Linked DNA regions of Homo sapiens: regions 1 and 3 are each linked to region 2. The links are chromatin loops, found by intact Hi-C in ENCODE. Cell type or tissue: sigmoid colon. All regions are shown on one strand. Links, peaks and the distances in the headings refer to the core of each region. The heading gives the core; the rest is flanking DNA. Region 1 overlaps SORCS1 (sortilin related VPS10 domain containing receptor 1). Region 2 holds the start of SORCS1 (sortilin related VPS10 domain containing receptor 1). Region 3 overlaps SORCS1 (sortilin related VPS10 domain containing receptor 1).

What was found. Hi-C counts contacts between places; a loop is a spot of excess contacts. Peaks named below come from ENCODE experiments on the same cell type or tissue, not always from the same donor. Only the 100,000 strongest peaks of a DNase experiment are listed, where the experiment ranks them.
Region 1: a loop joins it to region 2, with 4 times the contacts of the local background. A loop is called at or near these places in 1 of 110 quality-filtered maps.
Region 3: a loop joins it to region 2, with 3 times the contacts of the local background. A loop is called at or near these places in 1 of 110 quality-filtered maps.

What each region holds. Positions count from the first base shown.
Region 1 is chr10:106,702,871-106,707,764 of GRCh38, reverse strand. It overlaps SORCS1 (sortilin related VPS10 domain containing receptor 1), which reads left to right. Exons shown (of 26, transcript NM_052918.5): 8 at 1,131-1,220. Among named protein-coding and RNA genes, the nearest start is that of SORCS1, 460 kb to the left of the region's middle. In sigmoid colon, for the core only: CTCF peaks have their summits at 1,824 and 2,028 (motif pointing left); a DNase peak (open chromatin) is centred at 1,994.
Region 2 is chr10:107,162,757-107,167,650 of GRCh38, reverse strand. It overlaps SORCS1 (sortilin related VPS10 domain containing receptor 1), which reads left to right and starts at 2,945. Exons shown (of 26, transcript NM_052918.5): 1 at 2,945-3,682. The coding sequence starts at 3,125. RefSeq lists a silencer at 3,036-3,229. In sigmoid colon, for the core only: no CTCF peak of the experiment used is centred there; DNase peaks (open chromatin) are centred at 2,910, 3,457 and 4,460; H3K4me3 peaks cover 2,609 bases; H3K27me3 peaks cover 2,679 bases.
Region 3 is chr10:106,895,177-106,900,070 of GRCh38, reverse strand. The region is part of intron 2 of SORCS1 (sortilin related VPS10 domain containing receptor 1); the gene reads left to right. Among named protein-coding and RNA genes, the nearest start is that of SORCS1, 270 kb to the left of the region's middle. In sigmoid colon, for the core only: no CTCF peak of the experiment used is centred there; a DNase peak (open chromatin) is centred at 2,120; H3K27ac peaks cover 758 bases.

The DNA.
Region 1 (4,894 bases), core at 458-4,457, 460 kb after region 2:
TGTGCTGGCTGGAGACCACACCTGCCCTCTCTACCTGCCCTCTGTACCTTCCTGCCCTCTCTCACACCCACCAGGATTCTTTGGGCTGCATGCTTTGGACAAGATTGGAGGGGAACTGGCTGTGGTGGCACCTGCTTGTAGTCTCAGCTCCTGGGGAGGATCACTTGAGCCCAGGAGTTGAAGGGTGCATGAGCTATGATTGTGCCACTGCACTCTAGCCCTGGGCAATAGAGTGAGATTTAGCTTTAAAAATTTTTTCAAAAAGGCTGGGCACAGTGGGTCATGCCTGTAATCCCAGCATTTTGGGAGGCCGAGGCGGGCAGATCACCTGAGGTCAGGAGTTCGAGACCAGCTTGGGCAACATGGTGAAACCCTCCCCCCCACCATCTCTACTAAAAGAATACAAAACATAGCCAGGTGTGGTGGCAAGGGCTTGTAATCCTAGATACTCTGGAGGCTAAGGCAGGAGAATCACTTGAACCTGGGAGGCGGAGGTTGCAGTGAGCCGAGATAGTGCCATTGTACTCCAGCCTGGGTAACAGCAGTGAAACTTCATCTCAAAAAAAAAAAAAAAATTAAATTAAATAGAAGAGACCTAGATTGAATTTGGACACCAATCCTAGCCTGGTTTTCCATCTAATATGCCAGCACTCCTGTCTGTGCCATGTGCCCATAATCATCAGTGTAACACCATCAAACTGGAATTCAGTGCCCAGAGATGTGAGCCTCCAGCTCTGCCACTGTTTGGGTTGGGCCATTTCATTCTGATATGGCACAGGGACCTACTTGTAGGGTCATAGACTTGGGTCTAGAGACCTGGGCTGGTGATGGCAATCAGCCAATGTACCCCATTTGAAAAAAATAACTCAAAATGTTTTCTGGCATCTGAGTCACAGTGCAAACTTAAGAATTGTATTTTTGTCCAGTAGGTTCAGTTTGGGCCGCTGACCAGCTCATATGTCTTTATAAGTTGTGTTTGAACTGAAGGCCAATTCTTTACACTTGTCCGCAATAGACATTAATGCCATTTGTTGTGTTGGAAGCTTCCTCCTTCCATTCAGGTGACTGTTCTGTGACCTGTGCCTGTTACAGTAGCTCGAGCTTCTTACAGTCTTGTTTTTATGATCCAGCTGACATCAGGAGGGCGGCCACATTACTACGTGTCCTACCGAAGGAATGCATTTGCCCAAATGAAGCTTCCGAAATATGCTTTGCCCAAGGTATGGCCTAAATCACTTTCTTCATTTCACTCTTGACTCTCATTCACAGAAGCCAGCCTCCATCCCTTTCCCAAGGACTCTTTCAGCCTCTCATAGTCATGTTTTCTTTACATCTCTCATCTCTGTTTCCCAAGTTTGCTCTGCCTTACTGTCTCTTTGGTCAGTCCTATTACCCTCCTCTTGTTTCCTCCCTCCCTCCCTTCCTTTCTCTCTCTCTCTTCCTTTCTTTCTTTCCTTCTTTCTTTCTTTCTCTTTCTCCTTCATCTTACTTTCTTTTTTTCTCTTTCTCTTTTTCTTTCTTTCATCTTACTTTCTCTTTTTCTCTTTCTTTCTTTTTTCTTTCTTTCTTTCTTCTCTGTCTCTGAGATTGTTGCTATAGGAACATTCATATGAATTTTAATAATTGATTTGCTTTTCAATAGTAAAGATTTTCAAGCCATATGTATTGGTTTTCTAACAAGACAGAAAATATTTTTTGGATGTGTTATGTATCAGTGCAACAGCTGCCGTCCATTTCTGTCCCATTTGATTATCAGTTGTTTACTGAGCAGTGATGCCGTGACGTGGCACCAGCCTTTGCTTTCTCAGCCAGTCAGCTCCCTGTAAACTTATGAGACTGGTTGTCTTTAGAGTTCTGAGTCGCAGCTAATTTTTTAGACTTCCCCAAAGGCATATCCTTTGGAAAACAGAGGCAAACAAAAGTTAAAGACCCTCAACTGTTGACATCCCCAGGCTGTCTTTCCAGAAGTGCTGAAGAACTGCGTTAATATGGAGCGCCACCTAGTGGAGGTCAAACTGACTCGGGAGCTCAGAGCTGTGTATTTGCGATCTTGCTGCCATCGTGATGTATTTGAAGTGACTAGGAACTGTAAATGTACTGTGCCTTAATCTTAGAGCAAGGGAGATGCATGTGGCTATAAGAAAGGGACTATGCAGGTTTAAAGAGAGTTATAGCTCAACTTTGAAGCCTTTGGGTTGCACAAAGAACATACCTAACTTTTTTTAATTGAGTTGCCATGCCTCTTTCTCTTATATTTTCATCCATCACTTTGTCGTATGTTGTCTTGAACCAACACCAGATAGCTGCCCAGGAAGTCATATAATAGACATAACACAAGGACACAGCACGCCTCCTCTCCCGGGAGAGCCAGTGGTAACAGATTGTTCTGGTTTCTCCAGGATGAATTCTCTTTCTTGGCTACCACCCTTCCCTCACCCTAACGTAGTGAAAGGTGGGATGTAAGCCTCAGCCCATTAGAGGTAATAACACACACTGAGTTGCACTATTAACTTGAAAGAACTATAGCTATGTTCGTGGTTGTTATTTTCAGCTGCTGAGAGATTAATGACTGTGGTAATTATCCAGAACTGTATGTATGTCTGTGTATGGATACATTTAAGTTCTTGTTGTTCTTGATTTGGCTTAAGTGTTTGTTTTTTTTTTCTCCAGTAAGACAAGAATTTACAACACTTAAGTTGTGCCTTAGATGAGAATTGGATAACATCACTATGTAAAAGGAAAACTGAGTGTTGTTCAAATTACCTCTGATAATCTCTTAGGAAGGTCTGTCAGAGAAATGAACATGTTAACTCAATAAATACAACAGAGCCAGGTTTTGTTTTGTTTTTTTCCTCTTGAGCATTGAAATAAATTGTTGTTTCTTTGATTGACTAATAAATGAAGTAGTTGACTTGCAGGATTTGCACCTTAAAAAAAGAATTATCCTCAATGTAATGACATGCTGCTGTTGTTCAAGGGGGATGTGGAAATGGAGACCATATCCTCATCTTATGCGCACTCTTGGGAATAAACTGTTTTTTGTTTTTGTTTTTGTTTTTGTTTTGTTTTGTTTTTGAGACACAATCTCGCTCTGTCACCCAGGCTGGAGTGCAGTGGCGCAGTCTTGGCTCACTGCAACCTCCACCTCCCGGGTTCAAGCGATTCTCCTGCCTCAGCCTCCCGAGTAGCTGGGACTACAGGAGCGTGCCACCAAGCCTGGCTAATTTTTGTATTTTTAGCGGAGACAGACTTTCACCATATTGGTCAGGCTGGTCTTGAACTCCTGACCTCGTGATCCGCCTGCCTTGGCCTCCCAAAGTGGTGGGATTACAGGTGTGAGCCACTGAGCCTGGCCGGTAATAAACTCGTTAAGTGACATAAGTTTTGGTGGAAATCAAATGCTATTTGTAGCATAATTGAGGCTAGAACTCAAGTCTCCTGACTCTCAAGGTAGTACTTTTTTATATTATACTTTCTTAGTAAATTAATAGCTTCTGTTATTAAAACATAGCATCATCACCCCATCAAAATTCCATATACTGTCAGGGGCATTAAGAAGAAAATCCCATTGACTTAAGGAGCCCCAGAAATCATAGTTTAAAATCAAAGAAATGTTTGTAGACTCATTGCTGGAGGTTTGGGAAACAGATACTTTGCATTGCTTGTTCATAGCCATCACACAGATCACTGCTGACAGTTGCCCGCAGTGGCATCTAGCCAATATGGAAGGAAAAAGTTTTACTTTGAACCCAAATTTGCATCTGTCTTCTTCCTCCTGTTCTCCCAGAAGAGCATGTTCCATTACTCAGTCTTATCTGGGTTCTGAGGGTAGAATGCAGTGATTAATTTAGCTTGTTCCCAGAAAAAATAGGGGCTAGTACAGCAGATGAATGTATTATTTAGTCCGGGTGGATGTTTATTATTTAAGGCAATGAGATTCTTTATTACAATCCCATTATACCTTCAAAAAGAAACCCCAGCTTGGGTGGAATGATCTGCAACAAAGGTGCATATATTTCATGGCCTGTCAGGGCTGGTGCAACTGGAAATGAACAAAGCTTCATGCCGACCAAAGGAATTGAGACAAACCAGCACTTTTATGCTCAATTTTCTTTAATCACCCACTACCATTGTATCAACTCCTGAAAGATCATAGTCACCCTGAGCTGTGCTCAAAAAAATATTTACTAATAGTAAAGAATGACAGTGGGTAGGGAGATTTTAATATTGCCATTGCCATTAAGAGCATGTGGCCCTCCAGACAGGGGAAAGTAATGAGTTTTCCTTCTTTTAACTTGCTGGGAACCCATTCTGAGCTACTCAAGTGAGATAAATGAGGCAATACATACGAAAGTGCTTTGAGCATTTTGGAGGACAGATACTCTATAAAAGCAAGGTAATATTATTATTAGTATGGATCTAGTTGTCTCCGTGGTGGAAGATCGATGTGGACCAGGATGCAGGTGATGTGAAGGCTGCTTGATTTGCAGCAGGAGACCTGGATTAGGGACCCAGATCTGTCACTAACTTGCTTTGAAACCTTGGGCTGGTTTGTCAATGTCTCTTTTCTTTATTTTTTTTTTTTTTAAATAAGGAGCTTAGATTCACAACAATATTTTCTCATATGTGTTACTTAGAATAAAATGTCCTTAGTAATCCTTCCTGAGAATTTGGTTGTGTGGTCAAATATGTCTGAAAAAAGGAATAAACTTCATTCTGTGTTTCTTGCCTAGAGAGTAACAGTAGCTCACTGGTGTGTTGAAGGTTTAGAACATCCAATAAGCAAGAAAGCTCTTTAATTCACCATTAATTAATATGTTTTACCAAAGGATCCCTTCCTCCTTTTCAAGTCTACTAAAATCCTAACAACATTGTCGTCCTATGGAGCAGACTT
Region 2 (4,894 bases), core at 516-4,515:
AAAAATGGATCACCTGAGTGTGCTTGTGCCCTTGTACTTGTGTCATCTTTGGAGATGACTATTGGAGAGAAGGAACGGAACAGTGCAATTATGGAGTAGAGTGAGCAGTAAGAGGCTGTTGTGGTAGTCCAGATGAGAAATGATGATAACTTAGATGAAGTCGTGGCATATTTGTCACGTGCACAATGAAAAGACTCCTTATTGGAATTACAGATTTATGTTCTCTACTAGCCTTTGATATCAATTACTTTCCTAACAAATGACTCATTCTTATTATATTATATTAATAAAAATCTATTGGATTGCTTAGTGGGTTGTTGGATTGAAAACATCTTGAAATAGACTCCCCTCCATGATTAGCCTATTTATTGGAGTCTTCTAGATAAGGGGAATAATTTAGGAAATTACTGGTACTTTCCGCTTCTGTTTGTTGGCAAAAGTAAACGGGGAGCAGAGCCATAAGAAATAAAATGAATCCATCTATCTACATATGAACAATACGGCTTGCAGCCAATGTCATCCACACTTGTGTAACTTCTGTCTCAAATGAATAATTAAAATCAGGCATTAAAAACTTGCCTGCTCTCTATGAACTCCCAGCAAATGGACTGCAAATGCTTTCATTTTAAAGGGATCATTCTGACAGGTGTGTTTGAAAAGAGGTTGTAAATTCTGGGAAGGAAAAATCTACTCTACTTGTACGAGCATTCTTCAGGAAGCGCTTCCATTTTGAAACCAAAATAACATAAATGGTGGTAGGGCAATGATAGACTAAAGCCAGGAAATCTGAATCCACTAATGTCTTCTTTTCCATTTTGCTTCTTCCAGCCTATATTTGGATGATAATTTATTTGGGTTCTGATTCTTTAATCTGCTTTTCCTTTCTTGGAGGAATTCCCATGTACTTATCCAGACTGGAAAGGAGGTTAGCAGGGCATAGAAAGAAGTCATTAAGTAAATGATCCTGCAAAGCTCTAAAAACCTTTCTGAGGAAAGAAAAAACTACCGCTCTGGGTTTTGACAAAGAACATTTGCAATTTGAGGAGGAGAGAGGACCTCTGGCTCTCCTCTCCTCCATCTAGAGGCCATAGCCTGCCAGACAGCCTTTCTGTTTTGGAGGATTCAGGCATAAAGGAGCTTTTGCTTGTATTTCTTCTTTAACGACAAACAGGACACTCTTTTAGGTCCTTTTAGGTACTCAAGTTTAATGGCTGAGAAGCCTGCCCTCCTTGCATTTGCACTTTTTCTGCGCTGGTCGTAAGAACAAGAACTTAGGCCGATATTTTACAACACCTCTCTGGATTGGATTGATATAACAGACGTTTTCTTGGACATTAGAAAGAATTTCATTAATTGAAGAGTAATTATCACTCTGTATTACTTTGAACTTGGCCTCATCGCAAACACGGTATACAGATTTTTCAGTGAGGTTATTATTCTAGTATGAAAATGAACAAAAATGTAACTAGAAACTGGAATCGGTACTATTTTGTTGTGTCATTCATTTATTCAATCAGTAAATATTCATTAAATAATGTAATAACATGTACCTAAGAGAATATTACGTATATGAAGACTGCAAAGAAATCTGAAACCATTTCAACCCTTAGAAGCAAACTGTCTACTTTAAAAAGGATTGGATTTTGAGAAATCCTTTGCCGTTTTCAAAGCCCATTCACCTGCTATAAATCTTCATCTGAACTTACGAATAGTAGCAGGGTGCTAGGCTGGGCAGATACTATAATCATACAATTATAGAATTTTAGGAGCGGAAGGGATTTTAAAGGTCATCTAATGTGACCATTTAATTTTAAAGCTTAGGAAGCTGACAGATTGTGATTTGTCTGAGGTCCCAAAGCAAACCAGTGGCAGAGCACCATCACAGACTTGCTATTAGGGATCTCAAAGCATGTGGCAGTAGCACTGGGCCAGGCACCAAGTGACACAGAATAACTATAAGTACTGTGCCTCCTTTCCTGTATTTATTTGTTATGCAGATATGCATTAGACTCACAATAAATATTTATTGAACTAATGACTGGCAGATTTCCTCCCATGTAGGGTACTGTGCCACGTACTGAGGAAAATGGTAAACAAAAAACAGGTCACTTCCTCCAAGTTGCTCGAAATTTGATCTTCCTGTCCTCAATGAGTTTGCAGTCTCTTAGGGAAACCAAGATATATACGCTTAAAAAACGCGTAGTGGAAAGCGTTTTCTTAAATATGATTGCATGCAGGAAGATTGGGTTCAAATTCAGTGAATGCTTTAGGAGGTTAGGAGAGAAATCTAAGCGTTAAAATTGATGGGAAAAAAAATCCCCCAAACTAACACACACACACACACACACACACACACACTCACACACGAGATCATTTAATTACATCACTCTCTGCTGCTGCCTTTCCGGGATCTCCCCCCAGGCTGGGACACACAGGCTCTGCTGCGGGTAAGGTCAAGATGCCAACTCAGGAAGCATAAGAGAGGGAAGGAGCAGAAGCCCACCCATCCCTATCTCCTCAACTAGAAAAGACCAGAAAGACGGAGAAAAAAGGAAACAGCAACATAGACTCATAGAAACAATAAAGCAGGAATAGGAAGCTCCCGACACATCGACTGCTCCGGGAGCCCGGGGTCGACCGCCCCCGCGGGCAGGGTGCGCGGACTCAGCGCCGGGACCCGCGGCCGCGGGGGCGCAGAGTGGGCGGCGGGGAGAGGCGGCGGCAGCGCCTGCGAGGCCGAGGGGAGGTCGCCGGCGGCGCCTCCAGCGCCCGGAGACCCGGTGCGCAGCGCAGCTCGGCCGCGGGACGCGGCGCCCGGAGTCCCGGCAGCGCCTGCCCTCCCTCCCGCGTCGCCCGCCAGCGCCCGCGCCCGCTCCGCCAGTGACTTCAGCTCAGCTCCACCCCCGCGCGGCGGCGGCTCGCTCCGTCCGGACCCGCGCTCGGCACAAGCCCAGCCCGGGCAAGCGGCCGCCACCTGCCCGGCGCCGCCTCCGCCCGCCCCCACCGCGGCGCAACTTGGATGGAGTTGGGGTCCTGAGCGCCGGCCCCCCACAGCCGCCAGCGCAGAGCTCGTGCCGCCACCTTCGTTCTGGGACCCCTCTCTCCGCTGCTCTTCGCTCCCGCGATGGGAAAAGTTGGCGCCGGCGGCGGCTCCCAAGCCCGGCTGAGCGCGCTCCTCGCCGGCGCGGGGCTCTTGATCCTCTGCGCCCCGGGCGTCTGCGGCGGCGGCTCCTGCTGCCCCTCGCCGCACCCCAGCTCCGCTCCACGCTCGGCCTCGACCCCTAGGGGCTTTTCCCACCAGGGGCGGCCAGGCAGGGCTCCTGCCACGCCCCTGCCCCTCGTAGTGCGTCCCCTGTTCTCAGTGGCCCCCGGGGACCGAGCGCTATCCCTGGAGCGGGCTCGGGGCACTGGGGCATCCATGGCGGTTGCTGCACGCTCCGGCCGGAGGAGACGGAGCGGAGCGGATCAGGAGAAGGCAGAACGGGGAGAGGGCGCGAGTCGGAGCCCCCGGGGAGTGCTAAGAGATGGAGGGCAGCAGGAGCCTGGGACTCGGGAGCGGGACCCGGACAAAGCCACCCGCTTCCGGATGGAGGAGCTGAGACTGACCAGCACCACGTTTGCGCTGACGGGAGACTCAGCACACAACCAAGCCATGGTCCACTGGTCTGGCCACAACAGCAGCGTGAGTAGAATGGGACTGAGGGTAAAGGGGTGGAAAGATGGAAAGGGTTAAAGTCGGCTGTGTGATCTGATGGAGAATTGGGGGGAAATAGGGTTTCTGGACATGGGAGATGCTGCAAACTGGTCTCTGCCCACTTCCCCCAAGAGTTAACATCACCTACTAGGAGACCAACCTCCCCATCTCTCCCACCAACACCATCAGAGTCCTCTCCAAATGCCACAGCTTCAAACTGAGGAGTCAAATCCCTATTTCCTGTTGCCTTGGTCGCATTGGTGTGTGGAACTGAAGACCAGGTAAACAGAGGGGTTAAAGTTCTCCTAATACAGAGATGAAAGGGTTAAATTTCCAGGCAAGCTGACATCCCCTCAAGTGACTTTCCCTTTACTTGCCAGACCTATGTACTGGCTCAAAGAAGATTAAGAAGACCCATATATGTAGGCGTTTTATTTTATTTTATTTTAATTTCATGCGGAGCTCCTAACCCCTTCTTCTCCACAAGGGAGAACTGCAGTGGAGAGTATATAAGGTGTTCTTTAGTGTATCCTCTGCTTTAGGGACCAAGTGGATGCAAGTTTCAGGGCAGGAACTCTCCAGCATCTTCTAACAGCGCTAAGCGAGGGTGTTTTGAGAACTGGGGCTTTCCAGCCCGTGAATGAGCGGTTGTTCTCTGGCATGGTCAGTCCCAGGAAGATCAGATATATCCCAGTGACAACAACTCCCTGTTCTCCCCCATTGCCTGACCTCCTCTAATGAAGAGCACAAATAAAGACTTAACATTCCCTTTATGAAGGCAGGAAAGGGATTGCTCAATTCCAGGAGGCTGGATTCCAGGGGACTTAGGATGCAAGTCCATGAGCTTTGGTCCTATCAGGAAAGGTTTTAGATTTTCAGAAAAGCTTGCATGTCTGCAATCTGAGGGAGCTATTCCTGTTTAAATTGAACCTAGAAACTTCAGTGAGTTGAAATAGTAGAGAACCAGCTTTGATTGTAATAACTAAAAGTGATTTTAAAGTGTGGAAACTTCTCCAGACATAGACAAGAACATAACAACCAAGGATGGGTAAAATGGGGGAAAAAAATTTCAAGTTTTACAGCTTCAACCAGGTAATTGAGATTGTAGTGTTTGTAATATGCACAATTTACGCAGTCTGGAACCTTTCAAAACGTTTTCTGTTGTGATGTAATTCCCAGAAACCTTCCCAGAGAAGTGCC
Region 3 (4,894 bases), core at 248-4,247, 270 kb after region 2:
CCAAGGGAGATGTCCCTTGAGCTTCTTTTCTGAGGTTTGAGGAGTAGGTAATAGCCTTGCAGAGAAGGAAGAGATGGACATCTCATGGAGGAAAAAAATATGTGTGTGTGTATGTACATACACACATACATATACGTATATAATATATAGAGAGGAAGAGTGCAAAAGGATGGAATAGTGAAATAACATGGCTTATTCTGCTATTTACATGTAACCCTGTATACTTGGAAGGAAGCATTCATTTGGGCAAGTGGTAATTGTTGAATCTAAAGATCCATGCTGGTGCCAGGAACTTATGAAGGAAGTTAAGGGATTTTGAATCTATCTTGAAAGCCCTTGGGAGTCATTAAAAGACTCTACACAGAAAGATCTTCGAGGGACATTTGGAAGATACTTTGTGGAAATGCAGCCCTGGAAGCATAGAGACCAGTTCAGAGGCTACTGTAAAAATTTTGGACAAAAAAAAAAAAAAAAAAAAAGCCCTGGTGGCAGGATGGATTTAAGTAATAGTAAACAGGTGGAATGAAAAGGAAGTAAGTGAGATGGCGCAGCCCTGGATGATTTTTAGAACTTCAGACTAGACAACTGACTTCATAGTCCCGCAGCTTATCCACATGGGGTGCTGGAGAGAGAGTTGGACGCTTTTGAGGGGAGAGGACTGGGACATGTAATAGGGCAGGATGTTGCTTATTTATCTTTCTTTAGGATCCACCATTCCTTCCCTTACTCTTCTCCTATTAATGCCTAGTTTAGTTCTCAGTCTACATAGAGAATGTTTTACTTTTCTTGCCAAACCCATATTGTTAAATCCCCAGGGCTTAGTGAGGAATTCAGAGAGGGAACTTCATGGCTGCCACTTGGGTTCATGTGACTGACAGGAAGAGCAAATGTGTTAGAATAGGGTTGGCTTATAACTATTACAGAAAAAAATATGGCTTGGTTCTGTGTTCTCAGCACTACCACGTTCTACTGGTAGGACTTTGGAATGGGTCCTTCACTACCTGGAAAGATTATTTTGAGAAATGAATGATTTATGGAGTAAGAATCCACCTGGTAAACCACTAAGGACCATGTAAATCTAAAATCAATTAATCTATAAACTAGAGAAAGAAATTAGGCCAAAACCCAGCACTATTCTGACCAAAGAAGTCAAGACCAGGCAGTGAGTTCCTTTACTTAGGAGCTGGGGACAGAATATAAATAAATGGGCCTTTGGGTTTGTGGGAAAAGGAGATAATAAAGATAAAGGCAACAATGAATGGCTTGGAATGGAAAAAGAACCATCAGAATTGATCATTACAATTAGGAGCTATTTCTTTGGGAAAAAATAAGGAAAACCCAAGAGGGAATAAGGAGAATGATATAATCAGGCTGGCAGCCCTGTGTCTTCCACTCCCCCACAAGTCTGGCTCCAGCTGCTGTCAGCCACACCACCTACATCTTCTCAGCAGCGTATCCTAGATTTGCACCCTGACAGCTACCCCTGACCCCCTACGCAAAAATTATCTTTTGATCAGTGACAGTGGCCATTTGTTTGATGCTGGGAGGTTTCCAGTGCCATGCTCATTTCGGAATGGTTGAAATGGTTCTCTTTTCGTGAGTAAACAGAGGAAGAAGATTATGACACAGGTGGTTAACTGGTTCCTAATGTACCTGTAAAACTCCTGCATAGAAAGCCCAGCAGAAGGACAGCAGTCCTGCCGATGTTGGCTGTCAGACATCTAATTAGGTGGGAGGGTGATTAGCAGGCTCTGCTGTAAGTGGGTTTATTTTAATAGATGTTTTTAGGACATCATTGGGCAGAACAGTATCTGATCAGCATGGGTTTAAAGAAATCTGAAGAGCAAAATGACAAGACTGGAATTAGAAACATGGAGACAGTTTCAAAACCTTTCCATATAGAACCAGGAGAATAAGGGGATTTCACATTGCCCTAAGAGCTTGAGATTACAACCACGGCATTGCTCTTTTGAAAGAGCTGTGGAAATAAACATCGTCAGGCAATGTTTTCCAGTTGAAAGCAACAACAATCCACTCTGGCTGTTTTCACTGAAGGGGAATTTATCTGCAGGATAACTGATGTTTACAGAATCGCCATGGGTCCCAGCGAAGGAATGGCCAGTGGCCAAGGCTGCACCAGAGGACTGAAAAATAGGAACCTTAACAAGTCAGGATGCTGTTTAGCAAATGCCTAGACACCGAATGTTTGTTCCATTCTTATGTTTCTCAAAGTTCAAAGTCCTGAGCTCACGTGTACCATTGACTAAGCGTTGGTTACAGTCTCACTCTGTGGCTCTGCATAGTGGAAGGACAAGGATTTTGGCCCCTTTAGTTCTGGCCCCTATTCATGACATTTTTTTTTTTAGTGATAGAGAGGTTAATTTCCTGAAAGGAAATTTGAGTGTTGGGAAGGAATAATGGCTTTTGAGTCACATACACAAGCACACATACATGTACACACACAGATACCCAGAGGTGAATTTCCAGTGTGGAAATGGTATGGAGGTGTTGGAAAAACCCAACCACAAAAGCTGATGTTTTTATGATGGGATTGTAAAATATTAAGATGTCAGGCCAAGGAGAAGTGAATAGAAAAGGTATATCTTTTTTTTAATGTAGGACACACATTAAGGATAAGCTGAAAGATAGAGGATCCTAAAAGGCAACAGCAAATTGATCATGGACAATAAATTCTAAAAACCTTTGTCATTTCTGGACCAATGCACATAAACAGTTTTGGGGGCCAGGTATGGTGGCTTATGCCTGTAATCACAGCACTTTGGGAGGTTGAGGCAGGAGGATTGCTTGAGTCTAGAGAACTGTGATGACACCACTGCACTCCAGCCTGGGCAACAGAGCAAGACCCTGCCTTTAAAAAACAAACAAAACAGGCCAGGCGAGGTGGCTCATGCCTGTAATCCCAGCACTTTGGGAGGCCGAGGTGGGCGGATCACGAGGTCAGGAGATCAAGACCACAGTGAAACCCCGTCTCTACTAAAAAAATACAAAAAAATTAGCCGGGCGCGGTGGCAGGCGCCTGTAGTCCCAGCTACTCGGGAGGCTGAGGCAGGAGAATGGCGTGAACCCGGGAGGTGGAGCTTGCAGTGAGCCGAGATTGCACCACTGCACTCCAGCCTGGGAGACAGAGCAAGACTCCATCTCAAAAAAAAAAAAAAAAAAACAGTATTTGGTGCATAGATTATGGAAATGGAGTGAGTAATGTGTCAGAACATCTGAACCTGTGACCTTGAGTCATTTCATCTCTCCCTGTGAACTCTAACACTGAGCTTCAGTTATATAAAGTGTTAATATTTGTAATATGTTATGGGTTGGTGCTTTAGTTGGGGAAAGTTTCCAGGGAGAGTGGATCTAGTGTGTCAAAGTTCATTTTAATCTGTTTTGTAAAACAATGTAAAAAACATATAACCTAAAATTAACCATCTTAATTCCATCTTATCCATTTCTAACTGTACAATTCACTAGTGTTACATATATTCACATTGTTTTGAAGCAGATCTTAAAAAAATTTTCATCTTGTAAATTTCAAACTCTGTATCCATTAAGTAACTGTCTTTTCTCCCCTACCCCTAATCCCTAGGAGCCACTATTCTACTTTTCATTTCTTTTTTTTTTTTTTTTTTTGAGACAAAGTCTCACTCTGTCACCCAGGCTGGAGTGCAGTGGCGCAATCTTGGCTCACTGCAACCCCTGTCTCCTGGGTTCAAGCAATTCTCGTGCCTCAGCCTCCTGAGTAGCTAGGATCACAGGCATCTGCCACCACACTGAGCTACTTTCTATATTTTTAGTAGAGATGAGGTTTCACCATGTTGGTCAGGCTGGTCTCAAACTCCTGACTTCAGGTGATCCACCCGCCTTGGCCTCCCAAAGTGCTAGGAATACAGGCATGAGCCACTGCACCCGGCCTCTACTTTTCATTTCTATGAATTTGACTACTTTAGATACCTCATGTAAGTAGAATCATACAGTGTTTGTGTTTGTGTAACTGGCTTATTTCACTTAGCATAATGTCGCCAAGTTCCATCTATGTTCTAACATGTTTCAGAATTTTCTTCCTTTGTAAGGCTAAATATTATATGTATGTAGGCATATATATATATACACACACACACATATATATATGTTTGTGTACACATATATGTATATGTATGATAACATTTTGTCCATTCATCAGTGAGTAGTTGAGTTGCTATTGTTGGCTATTGTTGGCTATTGTTGCTATAAACGTGGGCATGCAAATATCCCTTTGAGACTCTGTTTGGACATACACCTAAGAGTGGGATTACTGGATCAAATGGCAATTCTATTTTTAATTTTTTAAGGAACCTCCATACCATTTTCCATAGTGGTTGTACCGTTTTGTAGTCTCACCAACATTATGCAAGTGTTCCAGTTTCTCCACATCCTCTCCAATTTATTTTATTATTAGTAGTAGTATTTTTGAGACAGAGTCTTACTGTGTCTCCCAGGCTGGAGTGCGGTAGCACAATCTTAGCTCACTGCAACCTCTTCCTCCTGGGTTCAAGCGATTCACCTGCCTCAGCCTCCCAAGTAGCTAGGACTGCAGGTGCACGCCACCATGCCCGGCTAATTTTTGTATGTTTAGTAGAGACCAGGTTTTACCATGTTTGTCAGGCTGGTCTTGAACTCCTGACCTCAGGTGATCTGCCCACCTAAGCCTCCCAAAGTGCTGGGATTACAGGCATGAGTCACCACACCTGGTCATCTCCAATTTATTTTTACCTTTTAAACAAAACCTAAAAATCACAGGTCATGCATAGAATTAATGAGGGTCTAAGGTAAGTGAGGACCTCTAGCACAGCTGTTTCATATCATTTCCTAGGAATTCCAGATGTTTCAAAACCCCTGCTACAAA